2 separate regions of the Homo sapiens genome follow, and region 1 is linked to region 2. Evidence: read pairs that join two places in POLR2A ChIA-PET (ENCODE). Cell type or tissue: PC-3. All regions are shown on one strand. Links, peaks and the distances in the headings refer to the core of each region. The heading gives the core; the rest is flanking DNA. Region 1 overlaps ARID4B (AT-rich interaction domain 4B). Region 2 overlaps ARID4B (AT-rich interaction domain 4B).

Region 1 (8,742 bases), core at 581-8,580, 70 kb before region 2:
AACATTTTTAAAGGATTTATTATTTCGCATAAAATATACAGGCTAATAAATGCAGTTCTGCAGAAATTTGTAAAGTATTTTATTCCATAGAATATTCTCAATTGGATAAGTATCGTACATCACGTCAACCTTAAAATAATTTCTTCAGATCAGTTCAACAAACATTTCCTGCTTTAATCCCTTTATATTCTGAAAGGGATTAAGAATATACAGAATATTAAGACAGATCCCTGCTCTTAAGGAGCATACTGTCTAATGAAAAAGAGACACAGGAAGGATTTCCACCAATATGGCTGTGCTGTGACTCAGATAAAAAAAGAAGGTTTATGAAAGATTGACCAATTTAACAGTAATCAGAAAGCTGATATGAAAAAAAATCTTTTTTTTTTTTTTTTTGAGACAGAGTCTCATTCTGTCACGCAGGCTGGAATGCAGTCCAGCGGTGCAATCTTGGTTCACTGTAATCTCTGTCTCCTGGGTTCAAGCGATTCTCGTGCCTCAGCCTGCCATGTAGCTGGGATTACAAGCGTGCGTCACCACGTCTGGCTGATTTTTGTATTCTTTGTAGAGATGGGGTTTTGCTATGTTGGCCAGGCTGTTCTTGAACTCCTGGCCTAAAGTGATCTACCCGCCTCAGCCTCCCAAAGTGTTGGGGTTGCAGGCATGAGCCACCATGCCTGGCCTAAAAAATCTTTAAAATTTAAATTTTGTCTGAGGAGGCTAGCTGTACTTTCCACTTTATCTTCTTCTTAGGTTTTTACTGAAAAACTTTGTTTTGTTGTTTAGAAAAACAATTTCAGAGATGGCAGATACCTGAGAAAACATGTTACATGAAAAAGATGTTTCAGTTTGACTACAACACTCACATTATCAAATCCTCCAAGTTTGTGTACAAGTCTGAATAACTTAAAGAGATTCAAATTTCGATATCCAAGTACAGGTCGTTTGTTAATAGGTGTACCTGTTACAGAAAACACAAACTATATTAGATCCACACTACATTTTTAATTTAAAATTTCAAAAGATTCAAATAATACAAGTATTTATAGTATTTTATATATATATACACGTATATATATATATACACGTATATATATGTGTGTGTATATATACATATATATGTATATATATATATGAGAAATTATCTTGTTAATCAAAGACATGGTATCTACACATAAATAAGCCCATGGCCACTTTAAAATTTTTTAAATTTTAAAAACCATAACCAGATTCTTGAAACCTTTTATTTTCATTCTACTTTCTTCCCTCTGCTGAGGGAAGAAATACTAGATAACTGCTTCCCAATAAGAGTTACTTTTATGGCATTTTCTTTGTATTTTACCAATTTACTACTACTCTAAATAATGATTCTATAGTAAAGCTACATTTTTTTTTTTTTTTCATTCTAACACAAGAAAACGCAAGGCAAGGATGCTAAATCAAACAAACCATGAGAAAGTGGTAGAGGAGGTAACAGGGTAGGGGTACAATGCCTCATATGGCCATTTCTACAAAATATATGACTGGCTTAATCATATTTTTTCATTCTTTTCTAGTATTAGATTTTATTCATTTTCTTTGCTTTTTCATTTATCTTATACAAGAGCCTATGAAACAGCATACTTCTTAGGCCAACCCTCCATTCATGTAAAGAAATAATACAAGAATCAAAGACATTTTATATTGAAAAAGAAAATATACTTATATTGTGTTAGGCGTTGTTATCATTTATGAAAACTAAACATGACAAACAGAGTCAGTTTCTACTCATCAGCATTACAATCAGGGATTTAGAAAACGTTCAATTCCCAGAGTATTGTGGTGTTTCCAAACACTAATCATTCATTTTGCCCTTCCCTTCCAGCTAGAAAGCCTCTCCTTACTCCCTTACAAGCATCTTCCCAGAAAAGAAGAAAGTAGACTCTGACCAAGAAGATAAGCTAGAGAATAACAGTGTTGAGGTTACGGAAGGATTAGTTCATTACCCTAAGTTATTCTTCTTCCTTCAATCCTTCCGTGGCCTTAGCAGCTTCTGGCAGATTAAATAAGCTGAGCCAAGGCTCACTTTTGAGACTTTGTCACACTTCTTTATCTATTTCTGGCTTAATTCCCATTTTGCTACTGTTCTTTAGGGACCCATGGATAGGTAAAGGGATTGGCAGGACAGGGTAATAAGTGCATTTATGTGTCCATAGCCACAATATCTGTCAAAATGCTATCAAATTCCTCATTCTACTTGTTACGTGACAGGCGCTATGCTAGGTGCTGGTGATATCAGAGTCAAAAAGACAGCCATAATTACTGATGACATAAAGTTCAGTAAACAAAATTCTATTCTTATTTTTAAGATACTAATTATCTGTCCAAAACTTACCACGTTAATGATAAATAAAAAATACTCACCTCTATCTTCCATAAATTTGTACAATTGCTGAAGAAAGTTCTCCCTTTCTTCTGGAAATGGTTCTATTTCTTCCTAATTTTAATCACAGAAGAATATTATTTTCTTCAATTAAGCATTTTAATAAAACAAGCAGATTTCTTACCAATAGCAAAGACTAGTGTTCATTAAAATACTTCAAAGGCTTTTTACGTAATCAAAGTTACTCTTTTAACACTAAGCTGTTCAAAACCAGGTAAGTCTAGACATTTTATGTTTTATAGAGGAATATGCCTTAAAAAGTATCCCAATAGTTAGAATCCCCACAGTAAAAATTCCCATATGAGAAAAGGGACTAGCAAGACTGTTCGTGGTTTTGTTTTGTTTTGTTTTGTTTTTTTTACCATATGAGAGAGCTATTTTTCAAATCAGGATCACAGGTTCAAGAATACCTACTCTCAACTTATGCGAAACTGGATCAGAGTTAAACATCAAAACTAATTCTATTATTGCTCCTCAAGGTACTATAAAAGTATGGGTCCCATTAGCTGACTGCAAGTATCCTTCATTTTATGCAGCCCCACTGTATATACTTCAAGCTTACATAATCAGTAAAGTGGGGAACAAATTTGATCTACAATACCTGAAGATTCAGACTTAGGGAAATCTTCAAGTAATAAAATAGTTCCCCAATTTATCAATTACAAGGGAAGGACTAGCTTCTTGCTGCTGTGGCCAAGGGCTGTGGCAGCAGGGAGCTGGTCCTGAAGCAACCTGCAAGGAGCAGGGTAGTAGGTTAAGATTGAGGAACTCACCAATTCAATGACTTTCATCCATTCAACAAACACTTGAGCACCTGTAAGTGTAGGTACTATGCCAGGTGCTGAATCAAATAAAAGAAAAAATAGGCTATGGAGCCTACTGTTACAGAACATGATTAGGAGTAACTGCAGAGAAAATGATTCCAAATATACAGCTAGGCTTTACAGTTACTCTGGCTTAAATATACAGATTTGTAACAGTAAAAGTTAGGATATTCAACTGGTAATCTAAATAAATAAAAACATAGCATTTTTCAATTTGGAAAATCATGTGCCTAATGCCACTGCTTTAGCGAGATTGTCTTTTTAATTTAAAAGCTAGTACAACAAAGAAAGGTAATTTTTTTTTTAAAGCCTATGTTGATCAACTATTAGGTTTTCTAATTGGGCAGAGAAAAATAAATGACAACCATTAATTTGCTAATGATGAATCTGTATTTCTCAATTTAAACACACTCCATACATTCAGGTTTTGGTAAGGTGATCAAATACAAATCTAAGGACATCTATTTTCTAGATGTTATCTTAAATGTTCCCATGGTACAATATTTAACTTTAATAAACAGCACAATTTTTCCTATTCCAAAAACATTTAAGGTAAGCTTTTAACTCAAGAAAATGTTTACACTACACTACAGATTTGCTTTTACAAAAACACTTGTGAAAACACTAAGCACCAAAAGGTTTGGTAGCTATTTATCATCTGTTATATTTTACACACTATGACAGACACTTTAAGTATGAATACGAGTAAGACAGCATTCCTAACTTTAAGGAACTTACAAATTCGTGGGGAAGAAAAAATAGACAATAAATATAAATGACAAAAATATGTATAAGGAGCAGTAGTAATTCTTTTTTTGTTTTGTCTTGTTTTTGAGACAGAGTCTTGCTCTGTCGCCCAGGCTGGAGTGCAGTGGTGTCATCTCGGCTCACTGCAACCTCCGCTTCCTGGGTTCAAGCAATCCTGCTGCCTCAGCCTCCCTAGTAGCTGGGATAACAGGCACCTGCCACCACGCCCAGCTAATTTTTTTTTTTTTAGATGGAGTCTGGCTCTGTCACCCAGGCTGGAGTGCAGTGGCGTGATCTCGGCTCACTGCAAGCTCCGCCTCCCGGGTTGACACCATTCTCCTGCCTCAGCCTCCTGAGTAGCTGGGACTACAGGCGTCCACCACCATGCCCGGCTAATTTTTTGGTGTTTTTAGTAGAGACAGGGTTTCACCATGTTAGCCAGGATGGTCTCGATCTCCTGACCTCAGGTGATCTGCCTGCCTTGGCCTCCCAAAGTGCTGGGATTACAGGCGTGAGCCACCGCGCCCAGCCACACCCAGCTAATTTTTGTATTTTTAGTACAGACGGGGTTTCACCATGTTGGCCAGACTGGTCTCAAACTCCTGACCTCAGGTGATCCGCTAGCGTCAGCTTCCCAAAGTGCTGGGATTACAGGCATGACCCACCGTGCCTGCCAGGAGCAGTAGTAGTTTAGACTAGCAAATGAACTGGTGCTTTCCTGAGGTGAGGGAGGTGATGGTTCACAGGTTTCTCTTTAGAGAGATGGCACCTAAGTAGGGTTCTGAAAATTGAACAGGAATGTACCATGCTGACTAAGGAAGGAGGGGAGGAAAAGGTGGTGCCTACAGAGGTACTAGCATATGCAAAGGTGAGTAGCAGCAACATATGTAATTTGACATTGCTATAGCATAAAGTTCAAGGGGGAGGACACAGAAAGGGAAATGATGAGAAAAAATTGAGGCAGGAATTGGACTATAAAGGAGATTCTATATGAAAGCTTAACTTTTACAGTGACAAAAAGCTACTCAGGAGGTTTTTAGCAGCAAGGGAATGATTGCTGATTTTAGCAATTTAAATAGAAAGCAGTCAGGGAGAAGACTGAAGCAGGGAAATTTCTACATTATACATTGTCATTACAGATCACTACACCCTAAAATATAACCTCCAAAACAATCTCATTTCATTAATACTTTACTACAGTTAAAAGGCAGAATTTCATAACTTACCTAAAGTATTACATACTGACCAATTAATTTACTAAACACATTAAATACATTTCATTTCATGGTCAAATATAGCAGCCTTCACTATCTGCACCACTCATTAACTTTTACGAGGCTGTTCAGCAAACCATTAAAGAGTACCTTGTCACTGCCAGATCTAAAGCTCCAGGTAAAATAAAATCCAAAATTTGAGCTCTTTGAGCCATATTTTATGGCTTATTTATGATCTAATCAGAACTATCTACCCATTTGTCTTAGATAAAATGATTCAAGATTCTCTGAATCAAAGAGATATTGATCTTTACTTTTCTGCTATTTTTTTTTTTTTTTTTTTTGAGACGGGGTCTCCTACTGTCACCCGGGCTGGAGAACAATGGCGCAATCTCAGCTCACTGCAAGCTCCGCCTCCCGGGTTCAAGCAATTCTACTGCCTCAGCCTCCCGAGTAGCTGGGATTACAGGTGTCCACCACCACACCTGGCTAATTATTTTGTATTTTTAGTAAGAGACGGGGTTTCACCATGTTAGCCAAGCTGGCCTCGAACTCCTGATCTCATGATCTGCCCGCCTCGGCCTCACAGAGTGCTAGGATTAGTCATCCCAGCATGAGCCACAGTACCCGGCCTGATTTTTCTTTTAAATATTAAATGAAAGATGTATTTTATACTTTTCTGGGTTAATCAATAAAATATGGAGATGTAAGCATTTCATGAGGTGACAGCTGTCAACATGGTAATGAAAAGCATTTTAAAGAATTAGGTAGGTAGGTTCTTTTTTTTTTTTTTTTTTTTTTTTTAATAAGACAGGGTCTCACTCTGTCACCCAGGATGTAGGGCAGTGGTAAATTCACGGCTCATTGCAACCTCCACCTCCAGGGCTCAGGCCGTCCTCCCAACACAGCCTCCTCAGTAGCTGGGGCTACTGAGTGCACTGGGGCTGGAGTGCACTGACATGCCCTGCTAATTATTTTTATTTTTATTTTTGTTGAGATGGGGTTTCACCATGTTGCCCAGTCTGGTCTCAAACTCCTGAGTTCAAGTTAGCCACCTGCCTTGCCCTCCCAAAGTGCTACGATTATGGTCGTGAGTCACCGTGCCTGGCCTAGATGGTAAGTTTTTTTGTTTTTGTTCTCGTTTTTTTTTTTTTTTTGAGACAGAGTCTCGCTCTGTCGCCCAGGCTGGAGTGCAGTGGCGCGATCTTGGCTCACTGCAAGCTCCGTCTCTCGGTTTCATGCCATTCTCCTGCCTCAGCCTACCGAGTAGCTGGGACTACAGGTGCCCACCACCACCCCCGGCTAATTTTTTGTATTTTTAGTAAAGACGGGGTTTCGCTGTGTTAGCCAGGATGGTCTCGATCTCCTGACCTCGTGATCCGCCTGCCTTGGCCTCCCAAAGTGCTGGGATTACAGGCCTGAGCCACTGCGCCCAGCCTGGTGGATACTTTCTTAATCATCTCATTAAAAAAAGCATAGGAAGACTAAGACATGTTTTTGAGGTTATTAGGAAAATCAGGCTTAATATTTTCTATTTCACAAGATCATATATCTAAAGTAACCAAGTAAACTATCTGATTATGAGGATCTCAAATACAAGATTATGAAATATTTCTCATACTAAAAATACTTATATGAGTAATGACTTAATGCCAAATCCTAACCCACAAGGGAAACCCAACTGTTATTTATAATTTTAAAAGGTATCAACTGTTTTCACTTACTTCTTCTTCACTGCTATTATCCTCCTTTTCTTTTTCATCATCTTCCTCCTCCTCTTCTTCCTCTGCTTCACTGCTAGAGCTATCTTCTTTCAATTCAGTCTTCCAGTTAGCAGGAATAGTTCTACTTTTGTGAAATTCAAGTGCCTGTTCAAAGGCTGGAAACAGACCACAAGGTACATGAACTGAAGAAATTAAGACAATTGTTTTCTCAAAAAGTATTAAACACGATAAAGAAATAAAAACTACTGTGCTAATACCACTGACATTTATTGTTTGCTATGTACCAGAAACTGTGTTAAGTGCTTTTAAATGTAGCAATATATTTAATCCTATCCATCCTATGCATTAGGTAGTCATTTTATAGATGGCAAAACTGCCACCATTGGAAGATTACTTAAGTTTAAATAAATAAAAGAACAGCAGTTTTATTCTTTTAAACAAAGATTAAGCTTCACTAGTAAAAACCTTTAATACAGGAAATCATGTAATATCTTATGCAACAAACAATTATCAAACAGTATTAATACCAGGCACAGAGCCATTAAAATAAATATACAATACCTGAAAACTGACCACACATGATTTTTACATTTTCAGTTGAACTTCAATTAAAACTATGGTAACAATTACCTTCAACTAAAATTAGCTAGACACAATTATTCTCATTTTATAATATATGGGAATAAATTATATACCAAAAAATCTTGATGATTTTAACCAATCTACATAGCATATTACTGAATTCAAGGAATAAGGGCAAAGAGAAGACAACTATTTACAGTGCCAAAAATCAAGTGACAGATGCAATTACCACATATTCCTCAAATAAAACTACTGGAGCCTTGTGGTTAAGGATGTACATTCATTAGTGAGAAATACCAAACCAAAATTACTTTGATTCCTCAGTCAGGCGTGATGGCTTATGCCTGTAATCCCAGCACTTAGGAGGCCAAGGCGGGTGGACTGCCTGAGCTCAGGAGTTTGATACCAGCCTGGTCAATGGTGAAACTCTGTCTCTACTAAAAACACAAAAATTAGCCGGGCATAGTGGTGGGCCCCTATAGTCCCAGCTACTTGGGAGACTGAGGCAGGACAATCGCTTGAACCCGGGAGGTGGAGGGTGCACCGAGATTGTACCACTGCACTGCAACCTGGGCGACAGAGCAAGACTCCATCTCAAAAAAACAAAACAAAACAAAACAAAACAAAACAAAAAAAACAACAACACAAAGTTACTTTGATTCCTTTCTTCTACCATTCCCAGAAACTAATATTTTATTTACCAGGCAAAAGCTAGATTATAGTAACAGCTGACTACACAGTTCTCTCCCATTATTCTAGATTATTATGCCTGACTATAAGCTAAAAAAAAAAAAAAAAAAAAAACCAGAAAAAAAAAGGAAACCTATGGTTGGGCGCAGTGGCTCACACCTGTAATCCTAGCACTTCGGGAGGCTGAGGCAGGTGGACTGCCTGAGCTCAGGAGTTCGAGACCGGCCTGGGCAACACGGTGAAACCCCAGCTCTATTAAAATAACAAAAAATTAGCCGGGCATGGCGGCGTGTGCCTGTAGTCCCAGTTACTCGGGAGGCTGAGGCAAGAGAATTGCTTGAACCCAGGAGGCAGAGGTTGCAGTGAGCCGAGATTGCGCCACTCCACCCTGGGCGACAGAGCAAGACTCTGTCTCCAAAAAAAAAAAAGAAAAGGAAACTTATAACACAGAAGACACATGGGTTTATAAAAATAAAGGTCACAAGGAACCAAATATAACCATAAAAACATAATTTAAAGAAAAATTTTAAAGAGCAAAG
Region 2 (8,742 bases), core at 626-8,625:
AAATGAGGGGATCTCTATGTAATAATAACACAAACATCTCCCAGATGTGTTAAGTGACAAAATTTAAAAGTGCAGAACAGTGTGTGTAATTTACAAGCTGAAAGTAAAGGGTAGGAGAGATAGGGAAGTAAGACGGCAAACTTGTGTTTGCCTTTCTACGTGTGGAAACAATACACAAAAACAATGACTGTACAGAAAGAAGGGAAATTTAACAATTGGAGGTAAAAGGTAGGATGAAAGGGTTTTTACTATATTCTTTTATAAGTATTTTTTAAAACTTTTCAGCCATATGTTTGAATATTCAAAAAATTAAACTAGGATATTTGGACTTTAATAATACAGATACAACTTATAATGTAAGTTGTTTGCTTCTTCATTTCGTTACATATTATATTTCATATGATTTTGCAATCATCCTGATTGTCCCCAAGAGTCTGCCTTTGTGAAGAATTGTGCCTACAGAAACTTTGCATCCTCAATATTCTGGGGACAGTTCCAGTTTCAAATATTCAATTCCAATGTTACTGATTTACAAATTAATAAAGGCTCTTAGAAATTCCAAGTTTTGGCTGGGTGCAGTGGCTCACGCCTGTAATCCCAGCACTTTGGGAGGCCAAGGCAGGTGGATCATTTGAGGTCAGGTGTTCAAGAACAGCCTGTCCAACATGGTGAAACCCCATCTCTACTAAAAATACAACAAAAGTAGCCAGTTGTGGTGGCTCATGCCTGTAATCCCAGCTACTTGGGAGGCTGAGGCAGGAGGAACGCTTGAACCCGGGAGGCAGAGGCTGCAGTGAGTTGAGATCATGCCACTGCACTCCAGCCTGAGGGACAGGGTGAGACTGTGTCTCAAAAAAAAAAAAAAAAATTCCAAATTTTCCATCTACAGTGATAGGAAAAGGAACCCCTAAAAAATCTTTTTTTCAATCACATGACCAAATTAAAGGTTGGGTAAGGTAAAACTCATCCAGAATATGCATAAAACTTGAACTTTAACTTTTTTGATTACTAACAAGATAAATTTATAGATCTACTTTTATGTAACAGTAACAGAACAGGTACAACATGGACCCCAAAGTCTCTGCTGAGCAGAAAACTGGAAATGACTAGAAATATACTGACAGAAGAGAAAAGCTAAAGTAGAACTACATAGTCAAGAAGAAAGCTCCGAGGGAAGGTTGTGGATTCAAATGAATACGTAGATAGCTCTTCTAAGACTCCACAATACATTCCTCATTCCTGTAGAGCCAGACTACTCCTTCCCAAAACCTACAGGGCAGCAAATCTAAGATCCACAAAAACCAGAGCTCCTATTTTATTAACTGCTCCCCTTGTGCCAAGCATTATGCTTTAGTAATCTCATTTCATCTCAGCAACACTATGACATAGGTGCTGCTATCCTCAGTACCGAAGCGCAGTAACTAAAGATCAACATCACACAAACGTCAAAGTTAAGGCCAAAAAAATATATGCTACTAGAGGATTTCCACTTTTCCTCTCTTATTTTTTACTATATTTTAAATACTGATCATTAACACAAACTTCTACAAGTAAAAAAATTTTATATAATGAAGTAGTACATGCTCATTTTAAAAACCAAACATTGTAACTTCACAAAGTAGACATTAAACATTTTCTATACTGTCACCAGCTAGAGACCATCACTATTAACTTGTTACAGGTCTTTCCAGACCTTTTCTTAAAAGCATTAACAGCTGATGTGCCAAGTCAGTACAATTATCTACTTATACTATACATATGTAAATATGAGGTAAAATGTCTACCTATAGATAGTATAAATTGTAAGCAAAAGCAAATTGTTGCTCAAACCTAGGTTAAGTCAAGTTTGGATTTAACTATATAGAATATTCTAAAAAGCACATAAACCAAAAAAAAAAAATGATGAAAGAGAAGGTGGAAAGATGAAAGCAGGAAAGGGCCAAATACAGTCTAGCAACTCAATTCAGCAATACAGCCAGTTTGTCACTACCTACCTACTTAAGAGCTGATTCTAACATCTATTTCCATGGTAACTAGGCATTAAGCAAAAAATATATATATACCAGACTTTTAGGAAAAGATTCCTTTCTCCTCCACCAGAAAAATGCCTAGTTTGGCAAATTTAAGCAATGTAATCTGGAAGTCTGACTTTATGTCAGAAATTTCAGTATATTAGACTGTAAAACATCTTAAAATAGTTATTAAGTAATTGGAGGGGGTGGACTACAAGGAGTAAAACTGATCATCTACAAATATCATAATCTTAGTTTCTAAAATTAGAGTTCCAGTTGCCTTCTATTGACATACAATATGTCCAAAACCCAGTAAAATATTTAAAATTATAAAACGCAATATATAAACAAGAACTATTTACTGACATCTAGTACCACCTGGCCACCTGGAAAATTGACACTGGACTTTCAAATCTGAACCTTTAAAAATTAATGTAAGCATAAATTAAATTTTAAGTAAAAACATACAGTAAAATAATACCTCTTTCGTTACTGATAGGATATGGGCAGAATAATGATATGCAAACCAGCAGCATTTTTTTTTTTTTTTTTTTGAGACAGAGTCTTACTCTGTCACCCAGGCTGGAGTGCAGAGGTGTGATCTCGGCTCACTGCAACCTCCGCCTCCCGGGTTCAAGCAATTCTCCCGCTTGAACCCAGGGGTTCAAGCAATTCTCCCGCTTGAACCCAGGGGTTCAAGCAATTCTCCCGCTTGAACCCAGGGGTTCAAGCAATTCTCCCGCTTGAACCCAGGGGTTCAAGCAATTCTCCCGCTTGAACCCAGGGGTTCAAGCAATTCTCCCGCTTGAACCCAGGGGTTCAAGCAATTCTCCCGCTTGAACCCAGGGGTTCAAGCCTCCTGAGCAGCTGGGATTACAGGCGCTTGCTACCACACCCGGCTGATTTTTTGTATTTTTAGTAGAGACGGGGTTTCACCATGTTGGCCAGGCTGGTCTTGAACTCCTGACCTCAAGTTATCCGCCCGCCTCAGCCTCCCAAATTGCTGGGGTTACAGGCGCAAGCCACCGTGCCCAGCCATATCTTTTTAAAAATATGCTCAACATTTTGAAACCATGTAAATATTTTACATCAAAAAAATTGAAAAGGAAAAAACAGCACTCCTTAGAAACCAAAACCAAACTGAAGTAAATGTTCTATTTTCAACTGCTGACATAAATACACAGAGAATTATTATTTCAAGTATCTTAAATATTAATATTTATTTAAAATATTATTTTTTATTAAAATTTATAAAATTTTATTTTCATTTAAAAAGTATTCTGAGCTTACATCCCTACTGGAATACAGCCTAAGGATGTAAATAGACAGACAAAGGAATCTCAAACTACATTATGGTATTGTTATCTCAAAGCTAATATGTGTTATATGTATAATATAATGTTAATGTTGTTAGGAACCAACATTTTTAGCATAAGATAAAAAATGATATAGGCCGGGCATAGTGGCTCACGCCTGTAATCCCACCACTTTGGGAGGCTAAGGCAGGTAGATCACTTGAGGTCCAGAGTTCGAGACCGGCCTGGCCAACATGGCAAAACCTGGTCTCTAATAATAATACAAAAATTAGCCAGGCATGGTGGCACGTGCCTGTAATCCCAGCTACTTGGGATGCTAAGGCAGGAGAATTGCTTGAACCTGGGAGGCAGAGGTTGTAGTGAGCCGAGATCATGCCACTGCACTCTAGCCTGCGGGGGGACAAAGCAAGACTCCATCTCAATTTAAAAAAAAAAAAGGCCAGGCACGGAGGCTCACGCCTGTAATCCCAGCACTTTGGGAGGCCAAGGCAGGCGGATCCGGAGGTCAGGAGTTCGAGATCAGCCTGGCCAATATAGTGAAACCCTGACTCTACTAAAAATACAAAAATTAGCCAGGCATGGTGGAGGGTGCCTATAATCCCAGCTACTCGGGAGGCTGAGGCAGGGGAATCGCTTGAACCTGGGAGGTGGAGGTTGCGGTGAGCCAAGATCACGCCACTGCACTCCAGCCTGGACAACAGAGCGAGACTACGTCCCAAAAAAAAAAAAAGACACAACTATAAAAGAAGTTACATGGCTGTACTCATCAAGAAGGCATCACAGGCAAAGAGGGAAGCCCCTGCTCTCCCAACGTCAAAGCCAAACCAAAGGCTCTAAAGGCCAAAACAGCAGTGCTGAAAGGTATCCGTATCCACAGCCACACAAAAAAGAGAAGATCTTCACGTCACCCACCTAAGGACAGCCCAAAACACTGCTGCTGTTCTGGAGGCAGCCCAAATATCCTTGGAAGACTGGTCCAGTCCAGGAGAAACCAGCTTGACCACTATGCTATCAAGTTTCCCCTGACCACTGAGTCAGCCATGAAAAGAACAGAAAGTCAACAACATTCTTGTGTTCACTGTGGATGTCAAGGCCAACAAATACCAGATCAAACAGGCTAAGAAAAAGCTCTGTGGCACTGACATGGCCAATATCAACACCCTGATCAGGCCTGATGGAAAGAAGGCCCATGTTCTACCGGTTCCTGACTATGATGACGTTGCCAACAAAATTGGGATCATCTAAAGTGAGCCCAGCTGGCTAACACTAAATAGACATATTTTTCACCATAAAATAAATAAATAAATCATAAAATAAGTTAAACAAAACCTCTGTAATTTTTCATGAAAACTGGAAATATCAGTATGAATTGAAAATTTATTCTTCTCTTTTTTTTTGAGACAGGGTCTCACTCTATCACCCAGGCTAGGGTGCAGTGGCACAATCTCAACTCACTGCAGCCTTGACCTCCAGGCTCGGGTGATCTTCCCAAGTAGTTGGGACTATAGGCACACACCACCATGCCTGGCTAATTTTTTTGAGCTTTTTGTAGAGACAGGGTTTTGCCATGTTGCCCAGGCTAGTCTCGAACTCCTGGGCTCAAGTGATCCGCCCACCTCAGCCTCCCAGAGTGCTTAGGTTACAGGAGTGAGCCACCTCACCCAGCCATAATTTACTCTAATTAAAAAAAAAAAAAAGGAGGAAGGAAGGAAGGAAGGAAGGAAGGAAGGAAGGAAGGAAGGAAGGGAGGAAGGAGGGAGGGAAGGAAGGGAGAGAGTACTTCCTGTATCTAAATACTAAAAAACCATAGAAGTCATGACCAACCCAGCAGCAATGAGCACCCTTAACACCCTGATTGTGATCTCTAAAAACCATTTCCCACTTGAGAAAACCAGGGCTACTTGTTCTTTTCTTTTTATATATATATTTGATGTCATTAATGTCTCAGCAACCAGGGTTCCTTAAAGAAATAGCTGATTCCAGATGCGGAGCAGGAAATGTACAAAGTGAACCTGATATCCCTTGTGCCAGAAAGAGAGTAAGTTATTGAAAACCGATGGGACAATATTCAAAAGAACACAGGAACCCATCTGAAGGGGTTCCAACTGGCCAAAGATGAGACAATTGAAACATGAAAAACAGCAACTACAATGGATTAAAACACATCACATACATAAAAATCCCTAACACTAAAAATAATAAAAGAAAGAAGAAAAATTTACTGGTCGTTTTAGTGGGTTCCTAGGACACCAACTCATTATTATAAAAACTGGCAAAACGAGGTGGGAGAGGAATTAAATTTTTATAGCCTCCACTTCTAGATTTTAAAGACAGTAAATACATGAAATAAAAGTTTTCTTTACAAAAGAATTTCAACTAATAAATGTAGGAGTGATATAATTCCAAAATCACCGTTTTGCAATCCTTATATAATGGATCTAGTCAACAATCCTCAGATGCTGCGAAAACCTTTGTGTGAAAGTTGATAAGAACTTTATAAAGGATAGATCAAGCCAACATAATCTAAAACCACTGACCAATCCCAGCAATACTGAAAGTGAACCAACCTCATGATGGTAACTAATAGAAAGAATACAGCACCTCTTATAAACAATGCTCACCAAAAAAAAATACCCTCTAGAACGAATGTTCAGTTTACAGGAAATTACAGGGGTTAAACCAAACCACAAAGATGTAATCAGCCAAACAGAATGTGGGAAATTCTACAGGTTAAATAACAGTTTCTTCATCAAATAAAGGGCATGAAAAGGGTGGAGATTTAAGAGACCATTTAGAACCGTATCTTCCAACTGCAATATGAAGACTTTATTTGGGTCCTAATGTAAACGAACAAATTGCAAAGACATTTTAGAGACAGGCTAATCTGAACATGTTCTTGCTACCAGATGCCATTAAGGAATTAATGTTAATGTTATTCATTGTGACAATGGTATGACAGTTGTACTATGAAAGGAAAGTTCAAGTGTGTCAGAGATACATACCGAAATACATATGGGTGAAATGATATCTGGAATTTGCTTTAAAATGCTACATGGTGAGGGAGAAAGGAGAGAAGAGGGGCAGCAGAGTGAAACAGATAATACCAAGATGGCAAAATATTGGCAACTGGTGATGCTAGGCCATGAATATGTAAAACATCAGTGAACTTTATTTTTGTATGTTGTAAATTTCCATAAAGTTTTAAAGCTGTATCACCAGCATGTTTGTTACCATGAAGTGTATTCGTCTCTAATCATTTATTTTTACTAGTCTCCAGAATTAACACCACTAATTTTCCAAAAATTAGAAAATGTTATGTTTCAACTTATATATTTAGTCTAAAAATCAATTACCGTATTACATTATATATATCCATATATATGAATATAACGTATATTTATATATATCCATATATATGAATATAACGTATATTTATATATATCCATATATATGAATACAATGTATATTTATATATATCCATATATATGAATATAATGTATATTTATATATATCCATATATATGAAAATGACTATCTGCATTATAAAGTCACTGTGCCTATCCACAGTTAAATATTTGTTTAGCAGAATTGTATTTACATATAGCGTTTCATTCTACTTCAATTTTATTTGAGATCTTCATTTTACTTAATTAGAACTCCATATCTCTTTCATCAACACCTAATCACAGTTAATACTACAATCAGAACAATTTAAGTTATAACTCAAGGGGCACAGAGATGGGGAACCAAACCATACTGTTAATGTTTGCCATAAAAGCTGGCTTCAATCCATGCACAGAGGCATTTCATTCATTAAAAACTGCAGTCTCAGCCCAGCACAGTGGCATTTCATTCATTAAAAACTGCAGTCTCAGCCCAGCACAGTGGCATACACCTGTAATCCTCCTGTAAAGCTACTCGGGAGGCAGAGGCAAGAGGATGGCTTGAACCCAGGAGTTCCAAGCCAGCCTAGACAACAAAGTGAGATGCCACGTCAAAAAAAAAGCAGTCTTACTGTAAGTCTCTCATTATACTTTCTAGAGCCACCTTAAAGTGTGACCCTAATACAAGTTCATGTACATAAGAAGCTTTTTGGTGTTTTCCTAAGGGATAAACTGTGGTTTGGTTTTGTTTTTTATTGAGACAGAGTCTTGCCCTGTCACCCAGGCTGGAGTGCAATGGCGTGATCTTGGCTCACTGCAACCTCCGCCTCCAGGGTTCAAACGATTCTCCTGCCTCAGCCGCCCGAGTAGCTGGGATTACAGGAGCCCACCACCACGCCCAGCTATTTTTTGTATTTTTAGTAGAGACGGGGTTTCTTGAACTCCTGACCTTGTTATCCACCCACCTCTGCCTCCCATAGTACTCAGATTAAAGGCGTGAGCCACTGTGCCTGGCCTAAACTGTGTTTTTGAAATTATCTGAAGGTTTAATACCTGAAGAAATAATAAACGCTCAGAGTTCAGCCTAGTCAAAAATTAACACCAGCCTCTAATACATCAGAGAGTTATTTACTCATAGAAACAAATGCTTCTTGCCTATCAGTGTTTAATGGTATCATTTGAGATCTGAATCCTGGCACTGGTTTTTAAAAGCGGAGCAGTTCTCTGGAAAAGAACTCTGGATTATGAGTTAGGAGATCCAAGTTAGGGGGTTGGTCTATGCCAGAGTTTGAACTCATAATTCTTGTTCATTGGTGGTTAGCTGCTTGAAGCAGTAGTACTATCTTGCAAAGGATTCTAAAGCTTCATTTAGGAGCAACCAATTTTTAAACGTATGATGCAAAAAATATAGAACTAAAAAAGAGTGTAGCTTCCTGGGTATCTTTTTATTGTCACAGAAGTAATTTAAGTATTTAGTCCTGTTCTTAAATATCCAAATGGGTTCCTGAAACACTGTCCCTCTACCCACATGTTACTCTACCCTCGCTCCCCCATAAAAGAAACCCAGAAAAACTACTGGTGGGGAGAGGTACTTCCATTTGCTTTTTCATTCTATCCAGCAACCAATAAGCGGTGTGACTGTCAGAAAAACAGGCTCTGGGCCAGGCACAGTGGCTCATACCTGTAATCCCAGCACTTTGGGAGGCTGAGGCGGGCAAACCGCTTGAGGTCAGGAGTCCGAGAACACCCTGGCCAACATGGCAAAACCCCATCTCTACCAAAAAATACAAAATTTAGCCAGGTGGGGTGGCGGGTGCCTGCAATCCCAGCTACTTGGGAGGCTGAGGCACAAGAATCACTTGAACCCAGGAGGTGGAGGTTGTAGTGAGCCGAGATCATGCCACTGCACTCCAGCCTGGGCGACAGAATGAGACTCCGTCTCATAAAAAAAAAAAAAAGAAAAACAGACTCTGGAGGTCAAAATTGAGTTCAACTCTATGCTCTATAACTTTCTCTGGTCCCCATTTTCCCT

Evidence for each region. Peaks named below come from ENCODE experiments on the same cell type or tissue, not always from the same donor. Only the 100,000 strongest peaks of a DNase experiment are listed, where the experiment ranks them.
Region 1: POLR2A ChIA-PET joins it to region 2 with 23 read pairs; 5 of 35 experiments call an interaction of 5 or more read pairs at or near these places.

Annotation. Positions count from the first base shown.
Region 1 is chr1:235,222,300-235,231,041 of GRCh38, forward strand. It overlaps ARID4B (AT-rich interaction domain 4B), which reads right to left. Exons shown (of 24, transcript NM_016374.6): 11 at 6,932-7,086; 12 at 2,404-2,476; 13 at 867-961. Among named protein-coding and RNA genes, the nearest start is that of MIR4753, 37 kb to the left of the region's middle. In PC-3, for the core only: no CTCF peak of the experiment used is centred there; no DNase peak of the experiment used is centred there.
Region 2 is chr1:235,291,765-235,300,506 of GRCh38, forward strand. All of the region lies in intron 2 of ARID4B (AT-rich interaction domain 4B), which reads right to left. It also overlaps the pseudogene RPL23AP23. Among named protein-coding and RNA genes, the nearest start is that of ARID4B, 32 kb to the right of the region's middle. In PC-3, for the core only: no CTCF peak of the experiment used is centred there; a DNase peak (open chromatin) is centred at 4,387; H3K27ac peaks cover 895 bases.